Regions from separate parts of the Homo sapiens genome. Here all the other regions are linked to region 1. Evidence: chromatin loops called from intact Hi-C (ENCODE). Cell type or tissue: heart right ventricle. All regions are shown on one strand. Region 1 overlaps TCF4 (transcription factor 4). Region 2 overlaps LOC105372135 (a long non-coding RNA gene). Region 3 holds the start of LINC01415 (long intergenic non-protein coding RNA 1415). Region 4 holds the start of LOC107985183 (a long non-coding RNA gene). Region 5 has its middle 200 kb from the start of LINC03069. Region 6 overlaps TCF4 (transcription factor 4). Region 7 overlaps TCF4 (transcription factor 4).

Region 1 (4,000 bases):
CATTTGATAGATAATAAGTAAACCACAGAAGAAACGAGAATATGTCAGTTCTGACTGTACAGGTTTTAAGATTTTTTAGACTTAATATTGAAAACTAGTTTTACTTAATGTTCTATCAGTTTCATTTAAATGCCCTAATCCAATGATCACTTTCATTTAAATATCCTAATCTAGTGAGCAGATAGGGCTTACATAGCATTTGTCTTGAAGACGTTTTAAAAATGCAGCTGCAGGTCCTCATCTTTGAAACTCCATTTGGTAAAAATGGCCATGTCTACCTTTACCTGTAGATTTAAGTGTCCACAGTCGCGGGATGAGAAAAGAAATTGTGACACTTCTTGAAAAATGGTCTCATCAAAGGGATTCAGTTGAAAATGTGAGGGACTGCATTTAAACTTTGATAAAAAAAATAAGTAATTCTAAGTAAAGTCTGTAGCCAAACTCCTTAATTGTGATGCATTTGCTGAGTTCCCCTCTTCCGTCGTCGGGCCTGCTCTGATGCCATATGGCCTACCATGGAACATTTAACTTGTCAGATATAATGGATTGTCCTGGAAGCAGATTTTTGCTTTGAGCACTCGGCTCCTTTCTTGCATTTCACTCTCAGCTCCAGGCTGCAGGATGAAGGATTGTGGTAGAAGTGCAAAGAAGAGACACACAGTTGATTCCCCTTAAGAGAGTGACCTATATGCCACAAAATTTTACCCACGTAAAGAGGCATTATCCCCGTCACTGGCCTTAGCAGGCTGCATGTCAAAGTCATTTAAATTTCCCTGGACTTAACAGATTGTGTAAACATTTCAGAACTGAGAGCTTAGGAATAATGAAACATCGTCATTTTAACTTAGGCAAAAATGGTGCAGCCATATTGGCCAAAGGAGGCATATTATTTATTGTGACCTACATGTAACGTAGACCACCTGGTTTTTAGATTCTATAAATTAAGTTCTCTCAAGTTTATGAAGGATGCTAAAAAATATATATATTATGATGGAAATGTTACTTGGCTTTATTGTTTTTGTTTCGTGAATAGAGAGGTGAGGTTGAAATGATCATTTAGGAATCGCTTCTTAGCCTTTTGGCTAAGATCAAGTGAAATGATCATTTAGGTGGAGGGACAGTGGCAGCTAATTATCCTACCAGGCTTTCTAGCTTGAAACTTAGGGGCAGACCTTCCATTCATTCTAACCTATTTGAAATTAGAGATTGGATGTGTTATGGACTATTTAATTTTTATCTGTAAAAGTAAATAATGTAGTCTTTGTTCATTTTAATTTGGTGCTTTTATGAGTTAATTTTTTTTTCAATTTGTGCTATTGTTTCAACAAGCTTGGAAAACAGTAGGAACAATTTGTGACTTTTGCATCTGTAGGAAAACTTCTTTAAAAGAATAAACAGTGCCCTACCTATATGTGTGTGTACATACATAGCTGTGAGGTACTCTTCTGGTATAACCTACTGTAAACCCCAAAGCAAATATTGTGATATAGAGACACAGAATAGACAATTTACAAGTAATCAATCAAGCACAAACCAGTGGGAAAATAAGGAACTTATGTATCTCAATTTATTCTTTAAATGCTACATATTTGATTGCTTTAGGGTTGCAAAAGTTAATTAATAGATTTGTATAAGACACACAGAAATATACATACACTAAAAGAGACTTTGCTAAGTGTAATTCAATATACTCACAAAAATATGTGTTAATTATGTTAGAAATTTAATATTTAATTTAATTCCATAAATCCTTGCATTACAAATAAGTCCTCATACAGGTCAGATAGGGCAATAAAAACTACTGTGGCCTTGAAAACTGACAGAAGCTCACTTCTGTACAAATCTTTTTAATGAACAACTTTCCATCGAGCAGCTAAGAAATATCTGTTAAAGTCAGTATTTAATACTAAAGTGTACTTATGTATGTTTCTTACTGATCCTAAATTGAGCACGTTAGTTTTATCAATGCCACTCATCGGCTGACTGTACCCCTCCTCCCCCATACAGATTTGGTGAGACTTAGTACTAAATAAGTTTGGGGAGTGCCTGGCCATAGCCGGCTCTTGTTGGGGCATGTGCGCCCTCTGCTGGCTGCTCACATAGGAACTGACTGGTGTGTGAGGTTCTTTCTTTCTTTTACTTTTCAAGGTTGGGTTTTTTTTGTTTTTTGTTTTGTTTCAATTTATTTTTATACAACTGATCAGATATTTACCATGATTATAAAGTTGTAGCTTAATACTGAGTATGGCCGTTAATTTGTTTTTATTTGGAAATAAAGGTGAGGTTTTGTTTTGGGTGTGTTTTTGGTAAATAGATAGTCCTGATAGTTCAAATAACATGCAATGTGTGTAATACTCTTGAGTTTTTTAAGTGGTTGATTGTATATCACGATTAACCATATTTTCATTGCTTTCATATTCCCCTTGCCTTGATTGTATTTGAGAAGTATTCTTGTTGGACTAAGTTGGGAATAGAACTTAAAAGGGGATAGATAAGTCATTGAAATTTTGAAATATGATTATTTGTCTGTAATGGATGTGGTAGGTAATCCCTAGTAGAAAAATTCCTGTTATGGTTGGTTGATAGTTTTCACTTGCTTTGCCAAGGAAAATGAGTATATTTACATCATAATACTTTATAAAAGCATTTTTGGTTTCCTTGCAAACCAAATTAAGCTGTGCTCACTGGCAGACATTGAGAATGGTAGTTTGAGTAAAATATTTTTTGTTTTGTTTTGCTTTTGCAGTTGCTGTTTATAGAGTATGAGATGTTAAAGGAACAAATCACTGATGGTCTCTTTACTCCCAGGACACAGGACTAAACTATACAAGGGCAGTTACAGAGGAAGAGTGTCAGCCTCTCTACCATTGCCTGGGTGGAGAGCATCCTTGGGTCCTGGTAGTGAAGGCCAGGGCTCTGTGTAATGAGTGTGTCTTTTAAAAATAGCAACAATTTTTGTTGACAAGGCTCCATCAAAGTCTTTATAATAATTTAGTTTGTATAAGTGATTTCTGTGTATCTCTGAAATTAAATGACTTGATGGAGTCAGTTTGGTATTTGTTGTACAGAGAAGGCAGTTTAGATTTTTATAGTTCTTTTGTCTTACATTGCAAATTTTTCTAATTTGTAAGCAAAAGCCATAAAAACTTCCAAACCAACCGTGGAGTGATCAAAGAACTTAGAGCTGTGGAAGGGCAGAAATGTCATCTACGTTTTTTTTTTCTTTTCTTTTCTTTCAGTTTTTCCCCTTTGCAATTTTAGGTTCCAGTTACCTTAAAATTTGTTTTGGATAAATGATATAAATTTTTACTTAATAGTCTTTACTTACTTTGATTTAACATTGTCAAATAACTAAGAATTGCATTCTAACAAATATTAAGTCCTTATTACCTCTGTTAGAATGTCATCTTGCATGAAATCTCACATACATGTCTCTCCTGTTACCACCTTGTCTTCAATGAGGTTGTATTGGGTGCTCTTTCTTGGTGCTTCTCTGGGTTCCCATTATATCCCTTACTGGTGGATAGCATTGTGTTACTCCTGGTATTTAGTCATCTAAACTCTTACCTCCTTGAGAATAATGTGCATTGTTGACTCTCTTGCATCCAGCACATGTTACACAGAAAGCACCCAACAAATATTAAATTCCCTATATTGTGTTTTTTAGGCCTCATTCACCACTATTCAGATGATAATTTTTGCAAGTTTCAGGATTAAAAATTGTGGTCTGTAAACATAGTATATGTAATGCATTTTATTTTCTTGCATACTTTTTATAGGATGAGGTCATTCTTCTGGCTACTCCTTGTCTGCTTTCTTTTTTCTCTTTTTCCTCCCTCTCATCCTTCCCTCTGCCTCTCCTCTTCCTTCCTGTGCTCCCCACCTTCCTCTCTTGATTGAGTCATGCTCCTAGATTCAGTCATTGAGAGGCTTCTCTTAAACACTGCAGCATGGGACCATTCATCTACCAACCTTCCCCTTCCTTGAACAATAACTAGTG
Region 2 (4,000 bases), 1.2 Mb before region 1:
GATGTCACCCAGGCCGGAGTGCAATGGTGTGATCTCGGCTCACTGCAACCTCTGCCTCCTTGATCCAAACGATTCTCCTGCCTCAGCCTCCCTAGTAGCTGGGATTACAGGTGTGTGCCACCATGACCAGCTAATTTTTGTATTTTTAGTACAGATGGGTTTCACCACGTTGGTCAGTCTGGTCTTGAACTCCTGACCTCAGGTGATCTGCCCGCCTCGGCCTCCCAAAGTGCTGGGATTACAGGTTTGAGCCACCATGCCTGGCCAGAATGGTGACTTTTAAGCACCTTATAGTCTAAACCAGAAAACAGAAGTCACCTTATTAATTTTTAAAATCATATATCCAAAGACCTATATCACCTCACACCAAGGTGAGGACAAATTTTGGGCCAAATTATTTATGGTATTTCAAAATTGAAATACCTTTTTTTTTTTTTTTTGAGACAGAGTCTCACTCTCACCCAGGCTGGAGTGCAGTGGTGCAATCTTGGCTACCCAGAACCTCCTCCTCCTGGGTTCAAGCAATTCTCCTGCTTCAGCCTCCCGATAGCTGGGATGACAGGTGCACACCACCATAGCTGGCTAATTTTTTTGTAATTTTAGTAAAGACAGGATTTTGCCATGTTGGCCAGGCTGGTCTCAAACTCCTGACTTCAAGTGATCTACCTGTCTCAGCCTCCCAAAGTTCTGGGATTACAGGCATGAGCCACTGCGCCCGGCTGAAATATATTTCTTACTAGGTAATACAGCTAGTTTTCAAAGAGTATAAGTATACAGAGAAAAATGATTTCCTCATCTCCATATCTCTACCCTCACTTCTAGTCTCCAGATCTTTCTCACAGGGAAACACCACTCTCTGTTTCTTATATATTATTTTGGAGTTGTTTTTACCTACATGTTTATAATGTCTTTTGGTATATGTTCTGTTTCTTCTCTGTAGCAGAAGATCTATGGAGATATATATCTATATTTTTTTCTTCATTTGTTTTGGGTTTTGTTGAATTTAAATATGCATTAATTATCCATTTGTTTTAAATATATATCTTAAATTCAACAAAATAATTTACATATCTTTATATATTTATTTAACATATATTTAAATTCGACAAAAAACCAAATCAATAAAGCCTCCCTGATTCTGAGATAGTGATTAGATGTATCTTTTCATGACTACTTTCCTGTTTACCAGAACCAAGAAGTGAGCAGACTCGGTTGGAATCCTGCCTTTACTGTGAGAGTGAGGATATATTTTCGTCTTCCAGGGGCACGGTAGGTAGGGAGCCGCAGTGCTGATACGGAGCGTGGCTGGCGTCAGAGCCTCGGTCTGCCAGTGTGTCGGCGCTGGCACGACCTGTCCCACATGCCTGGGAAGCTCTTGCTGAGCAGGGATTAGGATGCCAGCATCTGATGCACAGGGTTGCTTCCTGCTCCCCCTTGGAGTCCTGACGAGAAATGACCTTGTTCAACCCTGCTGAGCTTCCTAGATTTACTGGGCTTATAGCAACACATGGGAAGGAGATTATGTTTATTTTTAAAACATAAAAAATGCAACCTTCCCAAGGCCTTCGTGGTGTCTGTGTGCAACAACACAAATACACACACACATGCAATGTATGTATAATCACTTCTAATTAACTTCAGCTCTTCCTGCAAAACTAAGTGTGAAGTCTTAAAGACTTGTCAGCTTCTCTGCCTGTGAAATTTATCTACTTCTAATTGTGAATAACAATACATTCAAGGTTAGCTATAAATGACTCAGATTTCACAGGAATTGAGTCTTAAAACTACATTTGAAGATGAATACAGTTATGCAAAACATTTTTGTGGTGTGTTTCCAGCTAAAAATGTTGTTATTTATGCTTATCCAGAATGTTTTTCTCCCCCTAAACCAATGTGGTTCTTTCTGACATCCGTGAAAAAATAGATGTGATTGATTTCAAAGTCAGCCCAAATTTAAAAGGTATAAAGCCACAGATATGCCTAAAATAAAAATGAGTATACTATTATAATGGATTGACAGATGAATTCAGTTTACGATTTCACAAAACATAATATTCAAACAGTGAATATCAAATAGGATTAAAAATTGTTTTCCCACCTTCTGCCACGTTTAGAGTACTGGAAACTTTTCCAGATTTCGCCACTAGATGTCATGAAGAGTCCAGTTAAATACAGTAGGCAGGCTTGTGTACAGTCTAATACAGAAACTTTTAAAGTTTTTCCCGATTTTGTAGTTAATTTGGGTAGGAAGCTATTTCCTTTTGAGTTTTATGTCAAAAATATCTGTTATGGATTAATTTTAAGTGAGATGTTAAAAACTCTTAATGCGGTCAGATATTAAACGCTGGGACTCTAACCTATTAAGCAGGCATTGGGATTATCTCCAGGGAGAATGTCATGTGCTGGATGCAGAATCAGAATTGTGCTAAGATCTGCTTTGGAGACATTAGCTTGTAGATCCCTACCTTCCTTTCCTTTTGAAACAGTAATGGGCTTGTCAGATGTGTGGTCATCGAGGTTTCATAGGATTGTTCATAAAACTAGACTAGTGAGAGGAACAAAAAAGGGGAGGACCTCAATGCTTAGGTGACAATGTTTGAATTTAGACTTTGAGATCCATTAACCAAAGTAATTCTGGGAGACTAGAAATGATCAATTGATGTTTAGAGAGATAAAGTTTGATTCAATAAAAAGAACTTCCTAAAAATACAATAGTCCATCATGTAACACAGTGCCTTATGAAGCAATGAAGTCCTTGTTACTGCAAAGGTTCAAGCACCTACATAGTGGCCATCAATGGGGAAGATATCCTAGAAGAGACTATTTGGGGAAGAAAGTTGGACTAAGTGACACTGAGGATTCTTAGATCCATGATTCTACACATGGTGATGACAGTCATTCAACAGCCAAGAAGGCAGCAAGAGTTGAAAATGTGTGCTTACAGAAATACAAATGAAATATTTGAGTTTACTTAAACCAGGGAAAATAGGGTTCTTAAAGAAGCCTCACAGGGGAATTGCCACAATTGTGCTGTTTTGTGAGGCTCTGCCTGGGAAGCACTGGTGAGAAGGAACTGTTCGGCTTTGGTGCTTCCAACCTCTGGTTCCAAAATGCTCCCCATCCCAGGGACACAGCTCTTCCCTCCCAAGGACACATGGTCTATTTGGCCCTCCTCTGCTCATCAAAAGTTGATCTCAACTCATCCTTGTAAAGTAAATCTGAGAGTAACTTAGTGGCAGTCTTTCCAGTGTGTTGCATTTTATTAGGGAACAAAGCCTTAAGGCTAAACTAAAGGACTGAAACTCAGTCTGGGAATGGAAGGTCTCAGCTGGCTCGCAGGGGAGGAAACAGGCCCTTGTTTGACCTCTGGACAGTTGCTTTTTCTGCCAAGACGATAAGCCCCAGAGTATGGCTGGCTCTTGAAGGACATCACGTGAGCTACCAAGATTGATAAAAACAAAACAAAATACTTCCACATACTTCTTGCTCTAAACAAAAGAACCACAGCTGAAATATGACCTAAGGCTACCCAAGACTTTGAGGTGCAATCCTAATATGTATCAGGGAACATGGCTTGATAAAATCGATCTAAATACATGCAATAAAAGCCAGATTATATAACATCTTTCTAAACTCAGAGTTTGGTAAAATATCACATGATTAGCCTAGAAAGTGGGTTTACTATTTCCTTCTCATTCCAAGAGTGAAAGGATTTACTCATGCTCACACTCTCTAGGTATGCAAGAGAGTTGCTCACCTGTTTACTTGGACTCTTGACCAGATGTTAAATGAAATATCTTCATCTCCATTCCCACGGTATCATAGATGCTTAGAGCTGGGGTGATCCCTGATGGATCCCATGGATCTACAGGCCAATGTCTTAATTCCACAGATGAGAAACTGAGGCCTGGAGTAGCTTTCTAGACTGGCAGTTTGCTGTCCCACCACCACACTGTCACCTTCCCAAAGGTGTGTTCTTGAAACACAGAGAGAGGTTTAT
Region 3 (4,000 bases), 370 kb before region 1:
TATGACAGTTGAATAGCTATACTTTAAACAACCTATGTTCACTGCCAGTACAGTTCTAGTGTGACTGTGTATGTATGTATGTGTGTGTGTGTATGTGTATGATATGCAAAGAAAACGCAAAAATATTTCTGAAATTTTTTATCTGTGTTTTTGGTTTTTTTTCTTAACATGATAATGAGAGATATTATAAAGCACACCTTTTGTCTTTAAAAAATAACCTCTTCATTGTTTAGATTAGTATCTAGAAATAGAAGATTTTAGAGCTTGCATGGATGGAATTAATAATCTTATCTTATTTTCATAATATTTTAAGCTCACCTTAAATCCTTTTGGGGTGGAAGTAGAGTACCATTAATACATAAATTAAAATCCTGAAAATGGCTCCTTCATTTGACAATTTTTCATTTAAGAGACATGGGACTTAGAAAATTTTTGAGATTTAAAAAAATCCCTCCAGATTATTATTTCAATTGACTCATTTAGCTAAGAACGACTAAAGATATCAGCACATTTGGGAGTGTGAAGATACTGAAGAAACAAAAGCCATTTCCTTTCTCCATGGAGCTTCCAATTCCGAGCCAGATGTAACATACGTGCATGTGTGGGTTTTATCAACTACAGAATTGGGCTCTCTACAAGAAGTCATTGGGTGTTGCAAACAATAAGTGCAAAAAGAGAAAAGGAAGCAATCTGTACAGGTGAAGAACTGACAGGAAAGAGGTAAGCCTCACCTATGACAAAATGAATTGTGGATGCTGGATCACTGAAGTAGGAGAGAGGATGGCAGTGCAAATCAGAGAAATGTCATTAAAAAGGGGGGGTGCGTGCACACAGTAAGTTGGGAGAAATAAAAATCAGAGAGTAGAATGAATTTGAGACTATGAACTAGATTAATTAAGATTTATGGTCTTGGCCAGGCGTGGTGGCTCATGCCTGTAATCCCAGCACTCTGGGAGGCTGGGGCAGGTGGTTAACCTGAGTCCATGAGTTCAAGACTAGCCTGGACAACATGGTAAAACCTTGTCTCTACAAAAAAATAAAAATTAAAATTCTAACAATTAGCCAGCTGTGGTGGTGCACAACAGTAAGTCCCAGCTACTCAGGAGGCTGAGGTGGGAGGATCGCTTGATCCTGGGAGGCAGAGGTTGCAGTGAGCCATGATGGCACCACTGCACTCAAGCCTGGGCGACACAGCAATACCCTGCCTGAAAAGAAAAATTAAAAATTAAAAAAAAAACTTATGGTCTTATGAGTGGGCTTTCAGTTCCATTTTTGGCTTTACAAGATTCCCACTCAATCAAAATTACACATACAAAATGGAGTGAAGAAAAGCTTTGCATTTACTTAGGAGGTGAAAGAACCATGATAATGTTGGCCCATCCATTTTAACTATGTTAGTGAACATTAAAGTTTGCTCCTTTAAGTGATTTGCCCATGTGTAGGTAGGGAATGTATTTCACACATCTTTTAGACTCTCCACTGTATGGACCAAGAGCAGGACTGACTGACTACACGTTGATAAATTGTTTCAGGCCACTATACTGGATATACTGAATAGACTGAGTGAAATCTCCCCGACGATCTTCACAGATGACTGGAGTCCACAGAAGTCCCTGACCCCCAGTGTTAAAGAGGCCATTACGAATACAGGTTATTATTAGGATAGGAGATATTGTCTGGAATTAAAGTCACCACCAGTCAAATTGGCTGGTACCAGATTCCTGTGATATCTTTGTGCTGTCAACACATACAAAGAGAAGTGTGTGAAAATTATTCAGTCAAAGAATAACTAGCCTAACAAAGGGAACAATTCTGGACAAAAAGTAATCCCGTTTGATTCCAAGAGTAATCCTGTCCGCAGGACAGCTTGGCAAATCCCCCACTTGAAATTTTGTTTTAGAAACACGTTCTCTGACAAGGCAAGAATTCCTCCTAAGATGACATACAGAATTCAGGCCCGAAGCCTGGAAGTCTTGCTCTGAGGCCCATCAGCATGGAAACAGGCCTTTTTAAAGGAAATAATCCAGATATTTTCTTTTTCCTGATGCCTGTGTAGACGTGTTTCCTTGCAGCTCCTTTCAGTTGGCCTGAATGCGGGAAAGCACCAGGGGGAGCTCACACATCTTCCTTCTTTTTCTCCCCCTCTTACAGAAGGTTGGCTCTTGTATCCTAGCAAAAGGGTGGGTCAAAAACAACAACATGCATGAAATGATTCAGAAAGGTAAACAAAGGCAATTCGTTCTGTAAAAATACTCTAGATTCTTTCTGAGGACTGGGCACTACACTGCTCATAGTGGGCACCTAAAGTCAGCATTCAGCCAACTCAGCGGGCTTTAAGATGGAGACTCTTAAACCTCCTGCATCAAAAAGACATAAGGGAATGTCCCTGAGAAGAGCCTGTGTCTCCTTTGAAGAGAGAGAGAGAGATTGATTCTGCCTCCTTGCAATTCGAACCGGCATTTTCCAGAACACTCCAATTTGAATCACAGTGGAGGGTCATGGGAGGGATTTGGCACAGGGGAGTCTTGGGTCTTTGGTTTTCCACATTGATCAATGGGATTGATTTTTTCTGTTTTTGTTTTTGTTTTAAAAGAAGAGAATTAGTTCCTTTTTCTGTCTCCAGGATTGAAAACATGAAGGCAAAGAAGAGAAACTCACAATATGTCATTAACTTTGGGTTATCAATATTAGTGGAAAGAATCAATGGTGCAAAGAATCCTAAAGGACTAGATAATCCGCATATTCGACTTCCTGATTATGTGTTACTGACACTAACATTTCAGAGTGTGGAGACCCTGCCCCATCTGGGGAGAGGGAGAGACAAAGACCCCCTGCTTCTGGTACTTGATTCACACATAATGCCCTCCATTTACTGCTTTCAAGAAATAACCTGTTTCTAATCTTAAATTTCAATCTACTGATCACAAAATCATAGAGATCTTAGCCTTGAAAGAGACTTCATGAGACCATGTGACCAACTTTCTGACGCAGGTGAGATATCATTGTTTTGCATTTTATTTTATAGAGGAAGTCACTGAGATTCAGAAAGGAAAATTAAAGAGGCCGGGTCTCAGTTGAGTGATTTTTCTCCGTAGATTAAAAAATCCATTCAGTATCCAGTTCCCCTTCCCCACCTACTCCTCCTAATAAGGCTGTGAATAGCGTTTTTTATATCCCAAGTCTAAACTTTGAGCCATTGGCAACCCTTAGGAGGAAAGAGATGAATCACAAGGGATTGTGGAATCATTAGAAATTGAGGTAGCTGAACATCTGGGGGAACGCTCGGCTTGATTCAAAACTCTCATCAAATGTGGTTTTCTCCTGGGTGGGAGGCCGCTGAGCCGCAGGGAAGCTGCGGGGCCAGCTGAGTAGCCGGCGGCCTGTTGGGTCCCCAGTGTCGCGCGACAGCACGACCCGAGACAAGGCACCTGGGGCTGGTGCCAGGCAGAGGCCCCGCGTTGCGTGGCCGGCGGCAACAGCGCCTGGCGGTCGGTTCCGGGCGGGGCTGCAGGCGCCGGGTTCCCGCGGCCGCGAGGCGGGGCTGGAGGGCGCTGCGGGCTGCGCGGAGGCTGCGGGAAGCGCGGGGAGCACGCGGAGCCCGACTAGCAGGGAGATCGCGTCGCGCCGGGCACAGGCACGGGACCCGCGCTCTAGGAGGGCGCAGCGAGAGGCGCACTGCGCACCCAGGGGCTGCGGTCCCGGCCGCCGTGCGGTGACAAGCTGACTCCCCGCCGCCGCCCAGCCAAGTCCGCGCGGGGTGCTGGCGGAGATGTCGCATGGGAGGCTTCTTCAACGAGGTGCAAATCCAAGCCACCTCGCCTGAGTGAATGAAGGGACGGCGCGGGGCGCGGGTGGGGTTCACCGTGACAAAAGCCCAGTACCTGGTTCAAACTTTTTTTTTTTTTTTGCCCGCAGGATTAGAACATCCGACATTAAAATGTCTCAGTGCAGCAGAATTTCCCAGCGACTTCGGTGGCGGGAGAGCAGCACCTCTCAGGCA
Region 4 (4,000 bases), 450 kb before region 1:
TTTGACATCATGTATATATCTTGTTTAGCATCCTGCCTCTAAATTGTTACCACTGGAGAGACAGTGAGCTGTCACTGTGGACCGAACCAGGTGTTTGGTGGGGTTGCTACTTAGAGGTGCTGATGCAGATGGCACTGTACTCACCAAAGACGAAGCTTTTTGTGTGGTTTCTAAAAGTTGATTCATTTTTACTTCACTGCATCGTTCTCTGAACTACTGTAAGTGCCTCTTCAGCAGAACCCCAGAGCTTGCGGATGGGCTTTTGAATATGGGCTGCAACCTTTAATTTAACAATGTGGTTTAACTGGAAATTTTCTGTTATACGACTCGAGTACGTGAAAATGGATTTATTTGCGAAGCTTACATTTCCGATGTGCGCTGTTACGCTGATCCAGGGTGGGATTAGGACGGTGCCGTGACATACTGAGCCGCCCGAGCTTGGTGGTTAAGAGCTAACTACGACTCCCGAAATGAAAGATAAATGGTCACACACACACTATAAAACTGCAACCCAATTTAGATACGACGCCGTTTCTGGAAGGATTCACTGTGGTTCTTGAACCCATCCTGCTTGATCCTCCACTCTGTAATCCTTCCTTACCCCCACACCTTTCCCCCCAAGTGCGGAAAGGGAATGCAGGAAACCCACCCAAGGACATCCCATAATTAATTAAGTAAATGCACATGGCTTTCTAGACTGGATGAAACCTATGCCAAAGGTGCTTATGTTTTCACATTTGGGGCCCTCTTTTGCCACACACCTTCAGCCGGTTGCCTAGCAACCAGGAGAAACCCACTGAGCATGCTCACTGAGGAGCCTAATTGCTATCACAATTTACTTTTGTTGTTGTTTTTTTAAAGCCCATTAACCAAAACAGGATGCTTTCCTTTTTGAAGGACAAGTAAGGTCTGCATGAATTTCAAAGGCAAGAGAGTATATTTCGATACCAAAACAATTCAATGCAATCCCAGGTATGCAGGCGGGTACAGATAACAAACATAAAAATTGGAGCAGATTGACATTAAATAACGTATAAATTCCCATTTATTCAGATTTTTATAGACTCATTTCTTTTATTCTCTTTATCTTTTCTGATTGTGGCTTTCTTTTTTCTCTAAGAAAGTCATTAAGAGGGAAAAGTGGAATTTAATGTCATATGATCAAGTACATTAAGAAACTTTATTAAAGAATTTACATTGATAGATAGCATTTTTTCTTCCATCCTTCCTTACCTTCCTTTCTTTCTTCCTTTTTTTTTCTTTTTGAAAAATTTCCTGGTGGTTCCAAGTCTGTGGCTACGATTTAACTCAATCTTTTCACAAAGGGCAAGAAATAATTTTGTGTATCTCAGAGAGAAAGGCAGTTTTTCCCTAACTTCAAGAAAAAACACATTTTATGTTAGGTTAATCTGATCTATTCATTTGTTGAAATCTTATTACAGTTGCATGATTTTTTCCAATTTCTAGGTTGGTATATAAAATAAAATATGCTTGGAACACCATCTATTTAACTACTTTCATTACTAAACAGAATGCCCTTTCACAGGAAATGTTATGCATGGTTCAAAACTACATCACGGCGTTTCCCTATTTCTTTTCAAATTTTCTAACTCATTTGGGAAAATTAACTCTTGTTCTTTTTAACTCTACATATTTTATATAAACTACCTTACATTGCGTGAATCTAGGAATTCTAATATGGGCACTGGCTTTTTAACTAATTCCATGACCCGTCTCCTGTCCAGCTAGTCCTATGGAACCAAACGTGATGCACTTATTGGTATCAAATGGCTTTCATGGTGGGAAAGACTGGTAGGATAAAGCTCTCCCACCCTCCTTTGGGAACTTGACAGGTATCAGCAAGGAATGAAGATGAAATAAGCTCCCGAGATGAGGTAGGGGCAGTGTTCTTATCTAAGCCTTAGATACAGAACAAGCCTCACCTCCTGCTCCAGCCTCCCCTTCTCTCCCAATCCCTCCCAACTTTTTATTTTCCTTCAGTGGCCAAGGCATTCCGGGAAGAAAATGTTGCGCTGGTTGTGCTACTGGTGTCAGTGTCAGAAGAGCACAGAGCTAACTCACAATGCACTGGTACTGTTTCCCTGAGGACAAATTGGTGTGGTGTGTGTGTGTGTGTGTGTGTGTGTGTGTTTTCCCAAACAATAGTTCTTGTGTATGTGTGAGCCAGTAGTTTTGCCATTCCCTCAGAGACAGCCAGCAGAGGGAGCAAATTTAGCACACAGCAGTATTCCCTAATGTCCTAGCATTGGTAAGAATTCTGGAGGACATACTATATACGAAATTAATAAAATCAAATGATTTCATTTCATTTCATTATGATTAACCCTGTTATGCACAGAAGCAGGTCGAGCAATGCGGGGTAATGAAGAACTAAACGAGGCTAATTGGCTCAGTCAGGATACCTCAGCTTGGTGGTTGTGAATACGATGATATAGCTGGTAAAATGGCACTTGTTTCCTTTTTCCTTCCAAAAAAACTACTAACAAAAAATTTTTAAAAAACACATACACATATACACACAATATGTGTGTGTTTTTAATTCCATGGCTGGAAATACTTATGTTCCATTTATATAGTTTCACATATGTTCTTTAATATGTGAATACATATATATATATATATATATATATATATATATATTCTTTAGGGAAATCTTTCTTCAATTTCATTCATGTTGACAACTCTTTTTCCTCTCTTTCCTCTCTCTGTCCTCTGTTTCATTGGTCTCTCTCTCACACACACACACACAAACACACACACACACACACACACACACACACGACTCTGCAACAGTTTTAGTCCTCAATGCTTTGGAGCTACTCTAATGTTTTGAGAGGAAAGTAATTTTTCAATTTCTGTTTTACCCCAAACCTAACAGGTGACTGGCCTAAAGGGACTTTGTTCCCCATCCCCTGCTTAATGCTGCTGGCTCACCATAGCTCTAGTGATTCAGAATTTAAATCGAATGCGAACATTTGCGAGTAATGCAGGGAGTGATGAGAGCTTTTATGGACAGCAAGAATTGAAGTAATTGTTTGGTCTTTTTTTCTCTCTCTCTGTCAAAGTAGGATCAGAATTGATTGTTTCCTCTCACCTGTGGTCATTTTCCTATTTTAGAGCATTGATGATATCTGGACCCATGTCGTTTTCAAGTTTTCTAAACCTTAATCTCTAGAAATCCTGTAGAGTGTGTCAAATTAGAACTCCATTCCAGCAAATACATCTTCACATTTCCGTGCTGTTAATTCAAGGCATTCATTAGAATGTAAGGCTCTTAACCATTTTCACTTAACGATATGGATTTTCTCCTCACCCCCTGCATCTGTGCTTTTCCCTGTTCCTTCCTTCCCGCCCCAATCTCCTGATACATTTCAAGTACTTATACTCTACACCCTCCCCAAAATTCTGTTGTCTTCAACTTGTAAAAATCTCCATAACACACCTATCCCCTCTTTAGACAAAACCTGACATTTTGGCTTGTGATGGCAGCAAAAGTGGTACACTAAATTCACATGTAAAAATCCAAAGTTTAAGAAAAAAAAGTGCCTAGATTCTAACACATAATATGCTCTTCTCTTAGTTATAAAAGGAAACTTTTTCCTTCTCTTTTCAGGTTCGAAGCAAAATGGCACAAATACAGCGGATAACAGTAAGTGATCAGATTTCCATATAGACTGCGTGCAGGCAAATTAGCAATCAGAAGTTCCTAACACAGTGGCTGTGTTTGAAGACTCAAAGAATTGCAAAGCAATTTTCCTTCCCAAAGTGCATTTGAGTCATTCCTACAACTGTACAGAACCCTTATTCATAGAAATCTTTAAAACTCCAAAAAATTGACAAATTGTTTTCTTTTTATTAGAAAAGGGGAAACTGTATGCATGCCTACTAGCTTATTACAATTGAAATTTCTTTAGGATACAGAGTGTGTGCAATAAATGATCGCACAGTCATCAAAAACCACACATAGAAGAATCTCCTA
Region 5 (4,000 bases), 970 kb before region 1:
TACCATGATGGAGAGATGCATTAAGGAAGAATTCTCCTAATGCATTGGGAAACCATCTCTTGAGAGGAATAGTGTAAGATAACCAACCCAGAATCTCTTCCACCTTCAAATTCTTGGCATTGTACTCATATAGTTTAAAGTAAAAACTTTGCCTATATATACCAAAGAGGAACACCGTTTACGCCTACATTTCATGAGTGAGATTGCTGCTTGCGTCTGTGAATGCCTGAAACTGATGGCGAATATGGATGCTCATTATTTTTTATCCTCTCTGGTTATTGCATTTTTACTGAAATACTGAGTTATCTCCACCCATCCTATTTTAACCTAGGCCAAAAAGGAGTGCTCAAAAAAAATTATTGGTTTTTATAATCTGAAAGGGACAGTAGAAATCAGTTAGTTCAACCCTTTAATTTGACAAATGAGAAAACTGAGTTCTAAAGGGGCTTTGTATCTGATCCAAGAGCATGCAGTACTGAGATGCAGAGCTTAAACAACCACATCTTTATTACGGAGCACATTAAAGCAGTTAAGAATGAAAAGAAAAGATCCATCTTTTGGAAAACACAACTGTCTGTGTATACTGGGATTATGGCCAGATACTTTGTAAGCTGTTTTCGACCTAAGGTTTAGGTTTAGGATTAGCCACTGGTGACTGCTGGAAAAATCTTGTCAAAGACTTTTATAATAATATGTAGTTCTATTTTCTGGATTTAAGAGAAATTTGATGCATCTTTTTCTTCCGCAAATATTTGTTGAGCAACTATTCTGGGTAAGACATCATGCTAGGTGGGATGAGGATATGCAACAATGCAAACATCATGGCCATTGCCAGGGACTTAAAGTCTGGCAAGGGAAATAACAAAGTGAGACAAGTACATAACACAAATCAGAATGGGATTTTGGCCTCTTAGTGGCATAAAGCACAATGGGAAGTTTGGAAGAGGAAAAAGTAGCTTTAATTGGGAAATGAGAGAAACATTTCTTAGCAGATGTGGTCTTTGGCTGGCACTGAATGAGGATGAAGGATTTGACAGATGGTATTGAGGAAAATCCTTCTAGGAGGAGGAAAATCAAGGAGCAAAGACATAAAAAGCATAGGATGCTTTGGGGAAATCGCAAACTTAGTGATTTGATTAACGCAGTGGAGAATGGGAAGAATTTTGGTGGATATGAGATAGGCATGGGACTAGAAAGTGGGGGCCTTCAACCACAAAAAACTAAAACCCAAATTTGATGTGTTGCTTTTTATTGCATTACATTTTAAAAATCTCCGGGAAGCAAAGTGGGTTGAATAGATATAAACCCTTTCCTTCTAAAGAATCCCAAGGAGTTTAATAATCCATTGAATTTAGATGTCCTTTTGTCTATCTCTAGAATGAATTAATCACTTAACCAGTGTATGACTAGGAGGCTGCAGAATCAAGCAGGGTTATCCATCAGCAGAATACAGTTTACATCAAGCAGTTCAGGTAACTGGTATATATCAGGAGATGCTGGGACCCCCAGATCGTGTCTCACATGACACAGGAATCAACTTCTCAATCACCTAATGAGAGGCTGGGGATAGGAGAGGAGACGATTGTCTTGAGTTTCAGTGTTCATATTTTTTCTCTCCTGTCAGTTCATTCATTATTCATTGAACAAAATTTAGCAAGCACTCTTAATGAGTCAAGCAATGTGCTAAGGACTGGAAAGCAATAATTTTAAAAAATGATGTGGTTCTTGACATTGTGCAGTTTGAAGTCTAGAAAGGAAGACTTGAAAGGTTTAAAAAGCCAAAATCATGCAGCCCTAAAATGTATAAATGCTGCGGCCATTGGCGGGTTCAGCGACATACAGAGTCCAGGCAGTTCTGAAAGAGTGTCTAGGCTGAGACTGGAAGAATGAGGAGCCAGCAGGAAGGCAGAAGTGGAAATAGTCTTTCACACAGCGAAGACTGAGGCAGGAGCACAGGGCATTTGGAGAAGGAGAAGAATTTCTGTTTGGCAGGAGTGTCGATGAGGCTGTAGAGGGTGGCAGAGGCCAGGCCTTGAAACTCTTTGTAAGCCACGTTAAGAAATTTGGACCAGAGACATCTTCTTTCTTCCCTTGTTTTCCTTTTTTTTAGTTTGGCTCTGTTTTGTTTCGTTGGACAGTAATTCCGGAAGTTTAAGTTCAAAGCTAGGAATACATATATAAGTAGTTGGAAGGAAAAGCTATGATAAGTACTGTAATTATTTTGAACTGTGTTGTCCCATTCAGTAGCTGCTAGCTACAAGTGACTCCTGAGCACTTGATGTGAGCCTGGTCCAAACTAAGAGGTGCTGTAAGTGACAAATGCAAACTGCATTTTGAAGCCATAGTACAGCAAAAAAGTCATAACTATCTCAATAATTTTCACACAGATTATATATTGAAATAACAATATTTTGAAAATGTTGGTTAGATAAAACATATCATTAAAATCCATTTTACTGGTTTCTTTTATTTTCCATTGTGGATATTGGAAAATTTAAAATGACATATATGGCTACTTCTGTTGGACGGTGCTGGGTCAAAATAATTCTGACGTTCTTTTTAAGAGTAAGGCAAGCAAGCACGTGTAATTAAGTACTTCACGGAAATGCCTTCCTGAGTGTTCACTAAGGAAATGAACACTGGCAACTAGTTTGACCACAGGCTTGAGCCTATTTAAGAATAATAACGTAACAATCTTCTAGGATCATTCTTATATTTGAATAACTTAATGGGAAAATTATGTGTAATACAAATATGTATTTATTGTCAGAAGATCTTTATTTGGCAATAATTTATTACAGCTAAAAATAATATAGTTAGTATTTTATAATTAAGATTTCAAGAAAGGTCATTCAGATCTCCTAATAAATCTAAATTAAAGAGGTTTGAGTTTATTTCCTGTGGCTTCATCCATTGGCTTCTCTTAATTCATTAAGCTGAGTACTAATGTTACAAAGATGAGGCCAAATAAACAGGCAAAATGCCTCCCAACTAAAACCTGTTAGGCAACATACTTCTAAAAATATCCTGATACAATTTAGGTTTAAGAAATGAGCACATTGGCTCATTAAAGGTGTGAGAGGTTGGGATCCTGGAATGGAGCAGAAGTTAATTATTATTACTATTATCATTATTGTTATTTTTATTATGGGCAATTTGTTTTAGCTGTAACTGTAGCACATTTTATAAGGCAAGCAGGTGTGCATGGCAACTGGACCACTCATTCCGGGGTGATGGCAGATGAAAACTGTCCATCCCGCTGTCCAGTCAAGTGCTCTGTGGGCTGACGGACCTCAACAGAAGAAGCTGAGGAGATGCTTGCAAACATAACCCCAGATTTATAGGAAACAGCTCATTAAGCTCGAAATCTCAAGTGCCCTTTTTAAAAAAGCAATGTTCACACTTAAACCAACTGTATTCTCCACTTTCCATGGAGGGGAATCTAGTAGAGAATGCATGATTGACCTATATACCAAGACAAACAGTCCGCCTTTCATTGCAATAACAAGAGACAGAGACAAGCATGCGTGTTTTAATATGGGGAACCTTATGTCTGTGCAGTGATTCATCCCATTGCCTGTTCTGCCCCTCCCTACTCTCTTTGCCCCTCATAGTTCCATAGAAGACTGCCATAGTCATTTATTCTAGGCCCAAACAGGACCTCCTTCCAATTCATTTTTAAGATTGGGCATCTTTAATTGAGTCATCATTATTTTATCTAAACATAGAAAGTAAAACCAGAAAATTTCCTAAGCTGCCATCATACAGAAGCTGTAGGAAATTGATTACAGAGAAGGCACAGAGGCTGTTGTATTAACTTTCCTACAAGAATGCCTGATTGTTTTAGGATTTCAGTATGGTAGATGGATTCCTTTGGTGAGTACAATTTTAATGCATGGAATAGGGCTTGTGATGGCCTATTCACTTATAAAATAAGGCATTTAGTAATGTAATAGTCTTAACATTTAAACCTCAGATGTATTTCCATGCACAAATGGTT
Region 6 (4,000 bases), 63 kb after region 1:
TGGTTACAGTATTTTAGGTCTTTTGGGAAAAAAAATTAGGAGCGAGTAAGGGGAAGGGCTTGTCTCATCACACTGTGGACAGTTAAGCAAAATGCTAAACTATGGGTTTAAGATTTACAGGTTAGCTCTGCCAGATGCCACATCTGCCTCCAGTGTTTCCTGGCAGATTCGGGCAGCCTACTACTGGGACCCAGCATAACCGCAGAACATGAGCTTGCACAATGTGAAAAACCTAAAACCATTATAATCCTATTTAAGGCCAGGATGAATTTGCCCATTTTGAAAGTAGATGTAGTTTTCAAGCTTAACTTTTATTAAGCAGAAACTTGTCTTCAGAGCTATATCTATATATGCAGGTAAATTCATAATATAAACAAATACCTTATCCATTTTGTGCAAAATTTAATTTACTTTAAATCAAACGCCATTCACTTTTTAAAATTCATAAACTCAGGTTTTTCAGCCAGTGGAAAATTTATCTTTCTCATTGCTACAGAGAGTTAAGTATCTGACGTAAAGGCCAGACAATAGTAAATGGTCATTGTTCGCTTTATAAGTATACTCTACAATAAGAACACATATATTTTTATCTTCATTTTCCCTAAGGAGGTGTTTAGGGCCCCCTTAAATGTGAGGAAATGTTTATTTTTGTTGCTTTAGAAGAATGATTCTATTGTCCAAGTGAGAAAGAAATAGGAACAAACAGGTCTAAGGAGAAAGAAACAGGAATGTGCTTTGTGAAAAAAATAAAGATTAACAGGAACCACTAAAGGTTTGTAAGTGCTATCTGGTCCTAGTGCTATGTTACTGCACATAGTCCTTGCGCCTGCATATGTAAGAGTTGGATGCGTGATTTATTATGACTGGCCCATGAAATTATTTTCTTTTAAGTTAACAACAATAAGGTCAACCACAGCCTGTAGCTGTTTTGTAGTTATTTTATATTTTTCACAGCTCTATTGTGAATGCTGCTAAAAGACAGTATAGCAAGTGTGTGTTTTTAGGTTGACCCCTTGAATGCATTTAATTTCTTGAGAGTGAAAACCTTTGCCACCAGGACCAAGAGGAATTAACCAATGGTTAAACTCATTTAAAAACACAAGCAAGCATTTCAACATATTTGCTTAGCCGTTTTCTGAATATTTAATATACTTCTAGAGAAAGAAAAATGAAGAAATAGGGGTGATTTGTGTCTAGAATACAAAGTTATTTTCAAACTCCTCTTTCCAATGAAATGAAGACTCATTCGTAGATTTACCAAACTGTAAGGAGGTTGTGATTTCAAATCATTCACAGCTTTATTGATGGAAATTTCAAAGAAAACTTGGACACAGACTTCACTGTAACTTTCTTTGTTAATAAGAAATGCGAAGAGTGAAATTTAGGTTGAGATTCAAAAACTTTTGAATGCCACTCCTAAATGATAAATTATTTGTTACTAGATTTCTGATTTATGCAAAACTTTATTATAATAAGCCTTATGTTTTAGTTTGTCATTGTGTAGTGTTTTAATATGTCTCATAAGTTCAAAAGAGGCAATAGTTGAGCATGCAGATGTCAGATTTTTATCTGATAAATCTGGTTTTATCAGGTATTTATGTGGTAAACATTAAGATACTAGCAATGAGTTTATTACTCAAAATGTGCTTTCAATCTGAAATCTCATCCTTGAAGTTGTATTTTGAAGTAATGTTTATTACATATCTCTTGAAAAAGTCTTAAACTGGAATCAGTAAAGGCGAGCTTGTCAGTAGCTGATTAGTCCTTTATATATGACTCATCCAACACTCAGAAAAACCCCTTGGAATAGAGAGGTTCTCTTTATGATATTTAGCTATATGGCGGTGGAAAGGGGAGGTTTGAATTTTTGATTTTCCAGCTTATGGGTCATATTTGACCAACTGCTTTCACTAGAAGACATGCCACTTTGTTGAGCTATTTAGGAATCAAAAAGACTGTCTTAATTTAAAACAAGGACCCTTTGTTTTAGTTGGTGACTGCCTTGTGAAATTTTTCAGTTCTCAGCGGGTTAACCAGGGAACAGGGGCAGAGTCATAATTGGCCTATTTAGAGTATTTTGCATGTGAATAGTGTGTTAGTGAAGCATCCCTAAGTCTGTTGTGAGTGACATGGTGATTAGAATTTAGATTAGGGAAAACACATTCTGTACTTTATCAAGGACAGTAATTAGTTCAGTCAGTAAAAGTTGATTACAAGTAACGATAAAGTTAGATTTTTAGTACTTAATTTTAAAATTTCTTTATTAAATAGTAAATTTGTTCTTAATATAAATGGTACTATCTACTCTTGTTTTATTGCATATCAGAATAATTAAAAGAACAATGTGTTCAATGCAGAGTATAATCAAGCGATTTATATATTATGGGTAAGTTTCTATGTAGTTTTTAGAAAATGTAATATTATATAATCTTTCTGATGTCATCATTTTTAGAAGTTTAATAATTGTCACACTGTGATAGGTTATTGTGGAAGTTTTCTAGTGTTCAGGTAAATGTTTAATCTGTGGGATGTGTCTTAGCTTCCGATAGACCTCAAGAGGGCATTCTGAAGTCCTTTGTGGCTGTTAGCTTGGAATATCTGCTATTTCTGTAATTTTGAGAGTTAGTGTGAGGATTTGAATTTCCTCTTGGTTCAGTTGGCATTTTCTCTTCTGTGGGTGCTATGTCAGTTCGTGGAGAATCATGATATGCGGTACAGAGAGGCAGGGTTCTCAGTCGAGTTCATAGGCTACACTTACCCCCAGTGTATGCAGCCAGGGGAAGTTGTGTGCGTTCACAAAATGAGGTTCTTCTTGTTAAGGAAGGGGATGAATAGTTCCCAGATATGAGCCTCAGTCTAGAGAAAGGAAACATTAGTCTTATATAAATGCCATTTGTTTTGTGAAATGAAAACGTGAGTCATCTTAAAAGACTTAAAAAAATATTGTTTAAAGGGAATCATCTACTTTCCTCCTAAAAGTAAAGAATTAAAAATTCACAAACTTTGTGATAGCTTCTTAGACTGCCTTTCTTTTGGGTTTTTGTTTTGTTTTAATTGTCTCAGCTTAGCAGATGCTGTTTGCTTTATTGCATTGGTTTAAGTACTAACAATCAGTTGGGAGGTGGTGAAAGTAAAAAATTAACCTTATATGTTTGTTTTCCCTTTTTAACCTTTTAGCAGAGTCTCCTTGGAGGTGACATGGATATGGGCAACCCAGGAACCCTTTCGCCCACCAAACCTGGTTCCCAGTACTATCAGTATTCTAGCAATAATCCCCGAAGGAGGCCTCTTCACAGTAGTGCCATGGGTAAGGTATTCCTTTGTTTGAATGCCTGAGGGATGATTATGCCTTTTTCTTTTTTTCTTTCTTTCTTTAAAATATCGCCCCCCCATCCTACCTCCCACCCCAAGAAAACCATAAAATTTGGCTCAGTTGTCAGCCTGGAGACTTCCCCCCTAGTACACTGAGTAGGTACGTTAACAGCTTATGGTAGCAGAACTTTTTTGGTGTCTGCTTATGTCTAGTTTTCTCTTAGCTGCACCCATAAGGAAGCTATTAAAAGATCAAAGTAGCAAAAAGTTAAATATCTTCATTTTTATGAACAAAGCAGAATTTGATTTCTGCTAGAATCGAATGTGATCGTGGTAACTACAGTTTGCTAAGGTAATGATTTAAGGAAATGTGGTATCATCTAGAAGTCTTTGTGGTTTAACCTATCTTAGTTAGGAAAATGGGCATTTGGGAGCTGAAAGCATCTTCATTTTCTTTCAGAGGTACAGACAAAGAAAGTTCGAAAAGTTCCTCCAGGTTTGCCATCTTCAGTAAGTACTGCTTGTTTCTGCTTTGTATATTGCTTATTTTGTTCTGTTTTGTATTGATGGGAAGGAGATAGAAGTAAATGAGTTTCCATGCGCCCAGAGCAGCACGTTTATCTAGAAGGTGGATGAGGTAGAAATGACCTGCACATCCAGCCACCTGACCCACATTGGAGTGATTAAT
Region 7 (4,000 bases), 93 kb after region 1:
CACGCATCACACTAAAAATTTATCATGGATGATATTTCTGTCACAAAGAAAACTTCAAAGGCTGAGATCGCAGAAATGTCTCAGTTGACAAGCCACTGACTTGAGTTCTGTGATTGAAATGTACTCCAAGGTCAGCAAACCAAAACCAAACATCACTGGATGATAATACGTTCAGTGTCTCACTGGCTATAATTCGTAGATCACCTTTCAAAGCATTATATCTTTATTAATCATTGTAAATTTGTGCTTTTGAAATCTTAGACTCGTTTCCATTAGGCAATGAAGCCCAGAAGCTTAATGTTCTAGTCTCATTTTAATTTTTTCAGTCTTATGTGCTGAATTGTCAGGGTTTAAAAATCGATTTCACCTCATCAGATTAAAAATATTTATTTATGCACATGTTAACAATATATTAAAAGAAATGAGAGCTTCAATTTTAAAAATAGGAATTGTAGCTCATTAAGCCATGACAATTTGGTTTATATTTACATAATTAATAGGAAGGCATTTATATGTTTGCAAAATAGGTAAGAAAAGGTATTTAACGTAGATGAAGCAGAATGATTGTTTATCAAAAGAGTTTAGAGATCTTTCTAGCAGTCTACCCATGGAAAGTTAGGATCTAGAAAAGCCTTCTCAATAAGGGAAGAAACAACAAAGAAACAACAACCAGGAAACTCCCCAACTTATCTCTTTAAATTCCAGCCTCTTTTCTAAGTGGTGGTTTTTACATACTGTCCTCTGGTAGGTGGGTACCCTGGCCTTGTGTATTAAGCAGTGAGGGTGGTTTAAAGGTTACAAATGTGATCCTGTCAGATTGACAACTAACTGTTCTAATGAGGAAAAAATCCTCAAAGCATGAAATTTGAATGAAATGTGTGATTATAATTCAAGTACTGTTTACACAAACCTCTGGGGACCTTCCGAATAAATGCAGAGCAAGTGAGTTAGACAAACCTCTGGGCCTTCGATACGTGTGTGTGGATGTGCGGTGTGTGTGTGTTTATTTTAGAGAGTGGGGAAACTTTCCACCATTAGCCCGGGCTTTGCTCCTCGGAACCAACACCACTATTCCTCCTTGTTTATTAATACTGTATGTGTTTTGTTAGCATATTGAGTTGTAAGGAAATAGGTGCTTTGAATTATTAAAGTTGATTCTTGAGAATAGATGTATGCTCGGGTGGCATTTGCTTCGGCATATGCAAATGATTTAGTTTCATTTGGGATCAATTCCCAGAGGCCCTCCTTTCCTGTGATGCTCTGAATTTGGCAAGCTCAAGTCAGCCCATCTCCTCTCCCCACATCCCTCCCTTTCTTTCTTTCCTTTTTTTGTACCTCCCCCCGCCTTTTTGTTGATTGGTATAATATTTTTAAAAGACAATAAATAAATATATCAACTTGCTTGTGAGAAACCTTGCCATCTATAAGGATTCTATTGTTCAGTTGTGATCAATAAAGGTGAACAAAGGTTTTCACGTTCTTAAAGTTTAGCAAAATCGAAGTTTAGTAAAAATGTGCATGAGATGTTTGCTAAAATATTTATACAGATACTGGGCTGCGGGGATGCTGCAAAACTCTGAAAATGTGGTCTCAGGGGTGCCTTTGGGGAAACTGACAGCTGTAAGATATTCGTCGGTTCGAAGGTACCAATAAACTTGCTTTAGAGCCCAGCAAATAGCGTGAAGTTGCAGTAGATTGTCTAAAGCTACAGTGAAAGCACCCAACTCCAGAGTGGAGAACGTGCGCCCTTGGGGCGCCCAGCGCCAGCGAGGGGAGCAGCGCCCCAGCCCCTCCGTAGGCTCTGGGCCCATGCGGCTGTCTGCGGCGGGGCGAGGTGAAGTTCATGGGCGGCCGCGCTTCCCACCAGCTCCGGGGAGGCCGGGGCCCGCGGAGCCCGGGGCGGGCCGCACTGCTACTCTGTTTCATTCCGCAACCCCGTTTTGTAGGTTGTTGACCAAGCAGTCAGAAAACACTGCCCCCTCTCTCCTTTTGAGCGAGGTCAGAGACGTGGTGTTTTTTTTTTTTTTTTTTTTTTTTTCTTCCCTCCCCTTTCCCTCCCCTTTCTCCGAGTCGAGTTCTCAGGCAGCTGCGTACAATGCTGGGAGCTAGCCAGCAGCAGAGACAGATGGCAGAGTTATTAGATGTGCATCATACGATTCCCTTCCTGCCACTCGCTTTTTAATCAAATTAAAACAAAAAAGAAAGAGAGGGAGAGAGAGAGAGGGGGAGTCAATTAACTGCATTTGTATTCTGCTCAATAATGGACCCTGTTCCACTTTTACCCTAAGGCAGTTGAGTGGAAATTTTAGAGAAGAAAAGGGTGCCTAGAACAAAACAAAACAAAAAAAAAAAAAAAAAGGAAAAAAAAAAAGAAAAGAAAAAGAAAAAAGTGAAGACTGCAGAAATTTGTAAGAATCGGCATTATTCGAGGAACTAATAAAAACCCCTCGGAAAAGTTGAATCGATCTCGCGTATGCATTAGGATTTCGAGCTCCATCAGGGCCGGGCTGCCTTCCAGCTCCGCTGCGCAAAGTTGAGCGTCTGACAGCAGCGCCGCGGCCTCCCCCGCCCGCCAGGAATGGTCTCTTCCTGCTTTGCATATTCACCACGCTTGGCCCGGCCATATGGGAAAATGCAACTGAAGGAATTGTTGTGAAAAAAGGGACAGCGAGTTTGAAATAAAAGTTGTTAGAGTGGTACTGAGGAGAAAAAAGAATCCGAGACCATGTACTGCGCATACACAATCCCGGGCATGGGCGGCAACTCTTTGATGTACTACTATAATGGGAAAGCGGTAAGCGAATGCGGGCTGCGAGGGGGATTTTTGACAAGTTTTATTGTCGCAGGGATGAGCATCCTAGGTGGTGATCATTGTTTGCAAAGTTGTGCAGGACTGCCGCACCTTCCTGGGTGCCATGAAATATTTATCATTTGCCAATCCTAAGATCTTCTTCTTGCCTACTTCTTCTCCTTCGTCTTTTTTTCCCCCCACTCCTCCCCCAGAGTAGAAAAATAGATGCTTTCAGAGCTTTAGAGAGTGGATCCTAGAGCGAAAGTTTGCAGTCAGGTAAAGTTGAGAGGTGGTATGATTTTTTTTTTTTAAAGAGTTTTGGAAAATTCTTATTCCTTCCAAATGACTGTTAGAAAGGAAAAGCAGATATGAGAAGCAGAATTGAGAAAGCCCAAGTTAGGCTGAGAGGAAATTTGGGGTAAGTTTCTCCCTGGATTGAGGTTTTGTGATATCTAAAGTCTTACTAAGTTGGAAGCTTGAGTGCAGTGGATAGAGTGGAGAGAACCTGAAAGGTTAAAATAGAGCAAACACATAAAACTGAGAGATCAAATTAAGGAGTAGATTATATAAGCTTAGATATATATTTAAAGCCAAAATGGGGAAGGAAAAACAAACGGGTTCATTCATGCATATAACAGTATTGTCATAAGTTATTTGTGCTGTGTGGCTTCTTCCCTCAATTTCCCCCCCTTCCAACAGAAACGCTTTATTTAAGAAAAAAATGTGTCTGGTATTTTGTGCATAACCCCAGCAGAAGGTTTATACTTGCCATCTGGAGGTTTATTTTTTTTTTCCTTCGTCTGGGCCCACTGAAGGAAAAGGATTTCAATATTTTCAAATCGGTATGTGGGGCTCTCGGGAAGAGTTGTTGGGTGATAGAGGAGCAAAAATTTATTGTTTTAAAATAGAAAAGAAGAATGAGAGAAAAGTGAAAAGCAGCCATTTATAAACTGTTCTCTTTGTGTACTTTGAACTTCCATTTGGATTGATCTTAATCAGGGATAGTTGGGCCAAAGGGGACAGATCAGAGCTTTCAGGAAGGCCCAGTTCAGCTGTAGCAATTGGCGCAAACGAATTAAACATGTGTATGTGCTGCTATATGCCTGTGAGTGTATATACATACAGATGCATGCATAACGGTTATTTCTAGATGAGCATATTCTGTAATACATACATATACACAACTGTTTGAAGGTGCAGTTTCAGAAG

Evidence for each region. Peaks named below come from ENCODE experiments on the same cell type or tissue, not always from the same donor. Only the 100,000 strongest peaks of a DNase experiment are listed, where the experiment ranks them.
Region 2: a loop joins it to region 1, with 26 times the contacts of the local background. A loop is called at or near these places in 79 of 110 quality-filtered maps.
Region 3: a loop joins it to region 1, with 8 times the contacts of the local background. A loop is called at or near these places in 68 of 110 quality-filtered maps.
Region 4: a loop joins it to region 1, with 4 times the contacts of the local background. A loop is called at or near these places in 31 of 110 quality-filtered maps.
Region 5: a loop joins it to region 1, with 2.8 times the contacts of the local background. A loop is called at or near these places in 6 of 110 quality-filtered maps.
Region 6: it touches region 1 in a loop (2.2-fold over the local background); 31 of 110 quality-filtered maps call a loop at or near these places.
Region 7: a loop joins it to region 1, with 2.5 times the contacts of the local background. A loop is called at or near these places in 35 of 110 quality-filtered maps.

The regions. Positions count from the first base shown.
Region 1 is chr18:55,413,550-55,417,549 of GRCh38, reverse strand. All of the region lies in intron 5 of TCF4 (transcription factor 4), which reads left to right. Among named protein-coding and RNA genes, the nearest start is that of TCF4-AS1, 37 kb to the left of the region's middle. In heart right ventricle, CTCF peaks have their summits at 1,898 and 2,097 (motif pointing left); a DNase peak (open chromatin) is centred at 2,069; H3K4me3 peaks cover 581 bases; H3K27ac peaks cover 4,000 bases.
Region 2 is chr18:56,574,407-56,578,406 of GRCh38, reverse strand. It overlaps LOC105372135 (a long non-coding RNA gene), which reads right to left. Exons shown (of 2, transcript XR_935514.4): 2 at 3,242-4,000. Among named protein-coding and RNA genes, the nearest start is that of TXNL1, 62 kb to the left of the region's middle. In heart right ventricle, CTCF peaks have their summits at 1,930 and 2,135 (motif pointing right); DNase peaks (open chromatin) are centred at 1,346 and 3,349; H3K4me3 peaks cover 931 bases; H3K27ac peaks cover 3,352 bases.
Region 3 is chr18:55,779,946-55,783,945 of GRCh38, reverse strand. It overlaps LINC01415 (long intergenic non-protein coding RNA 1415), which reads left to right and starts at 2,221. Exons shown (of 2, transcript NR_145452.1): 1 at 2,221-2,991; 2 at 3,916-4,000. The region is part of intron 2 of LOC105372130 (a long non-coding RNA gene); the gene reads right to left. In heart right ventricle, CTCF peaks have their summits at 2,096 (motif pointing right), 3,337 and 3,538; DNase peaks (open chromatin) are centred at 2,105 and 3,455; H3K4me3 peaks cover 1,319 bases; H3K27ac peaks cover 2,351 bases.
Region 4 is chr18:55,859,678-55,863,677 of GRCh38, reverse strand. It overlaps LOC107985183 (a long non-coding RNA gene), which reads left to right and starts at 2,789. Exons shown (of 3, transcript XR_001753452.2): 1 at 2,789-3,048; 2 at 3,635-3,670. LOC105372131 (a long non-coding RNA gene) reads right to left here and starts at 692. Exons shown (of 3, transcript XR_002958213.2): 1 at 365-692. In heart right ventricle, a CTCF peak has its summit at 2,233 (motif pointing right); no DNase peak of the experiment used is centred here; H3K27ac peaks cover 525 bases.
Region 5 is chr18:56,387,384-56,391,383 of GRCh38, reverse strand. No RefSeq gene overlaps it. Among named protein-coding and RNA genes, the nearest start is that of LINC03069, 200 kb to the right of the region's middle. In heart right ventricle, a CTCF peak has its summit at 2,003; no DNase peak of the experiment used is centred here.
Region 6 is chr18:55,350,181-55,354,180 of GRCh38, reverse strand. TCF4 (transcription factor 4) reads left to right here. Exons shown (of 20, transcript NM_001083962.2): 7 at 3,178-3,307; 8 at 3,773-3,822. Among named protein-coding and RNA genes, the nearest start is that of TCF4-AS1, 100 kb to the left of the region's middle. RefSeq lists enhancers at 1,642-2,481, 1,368-2,734, 3,113-3,808. In heart right ventricle, no CTCF peak of the experiment used is centred here; no DNase peak of the experiment used is centred here; H3K27ac peaks cover 3,147 bases.
Region 7 is chr18:55,320,464-55,324,463 of GRCh38, reverse strand. The region is part of intron 8 of TCF4 (transcription factor 4); the gene reads left to right. Among named protein-coding and RNA genes, the nearest start is that of TCF4-AS1, 130 kb to the left of the region's middle. RefSeq lists a silencer at 1,677-2,056. In heart right ventricle, a CTCF peak has its summit at 1,970; DNase peaks (open chromatin) are centred at 2,013 and 2,563; H3K4me3 peaks cover 3,764 bases; H3K27ac peaks cover 4,000 bases.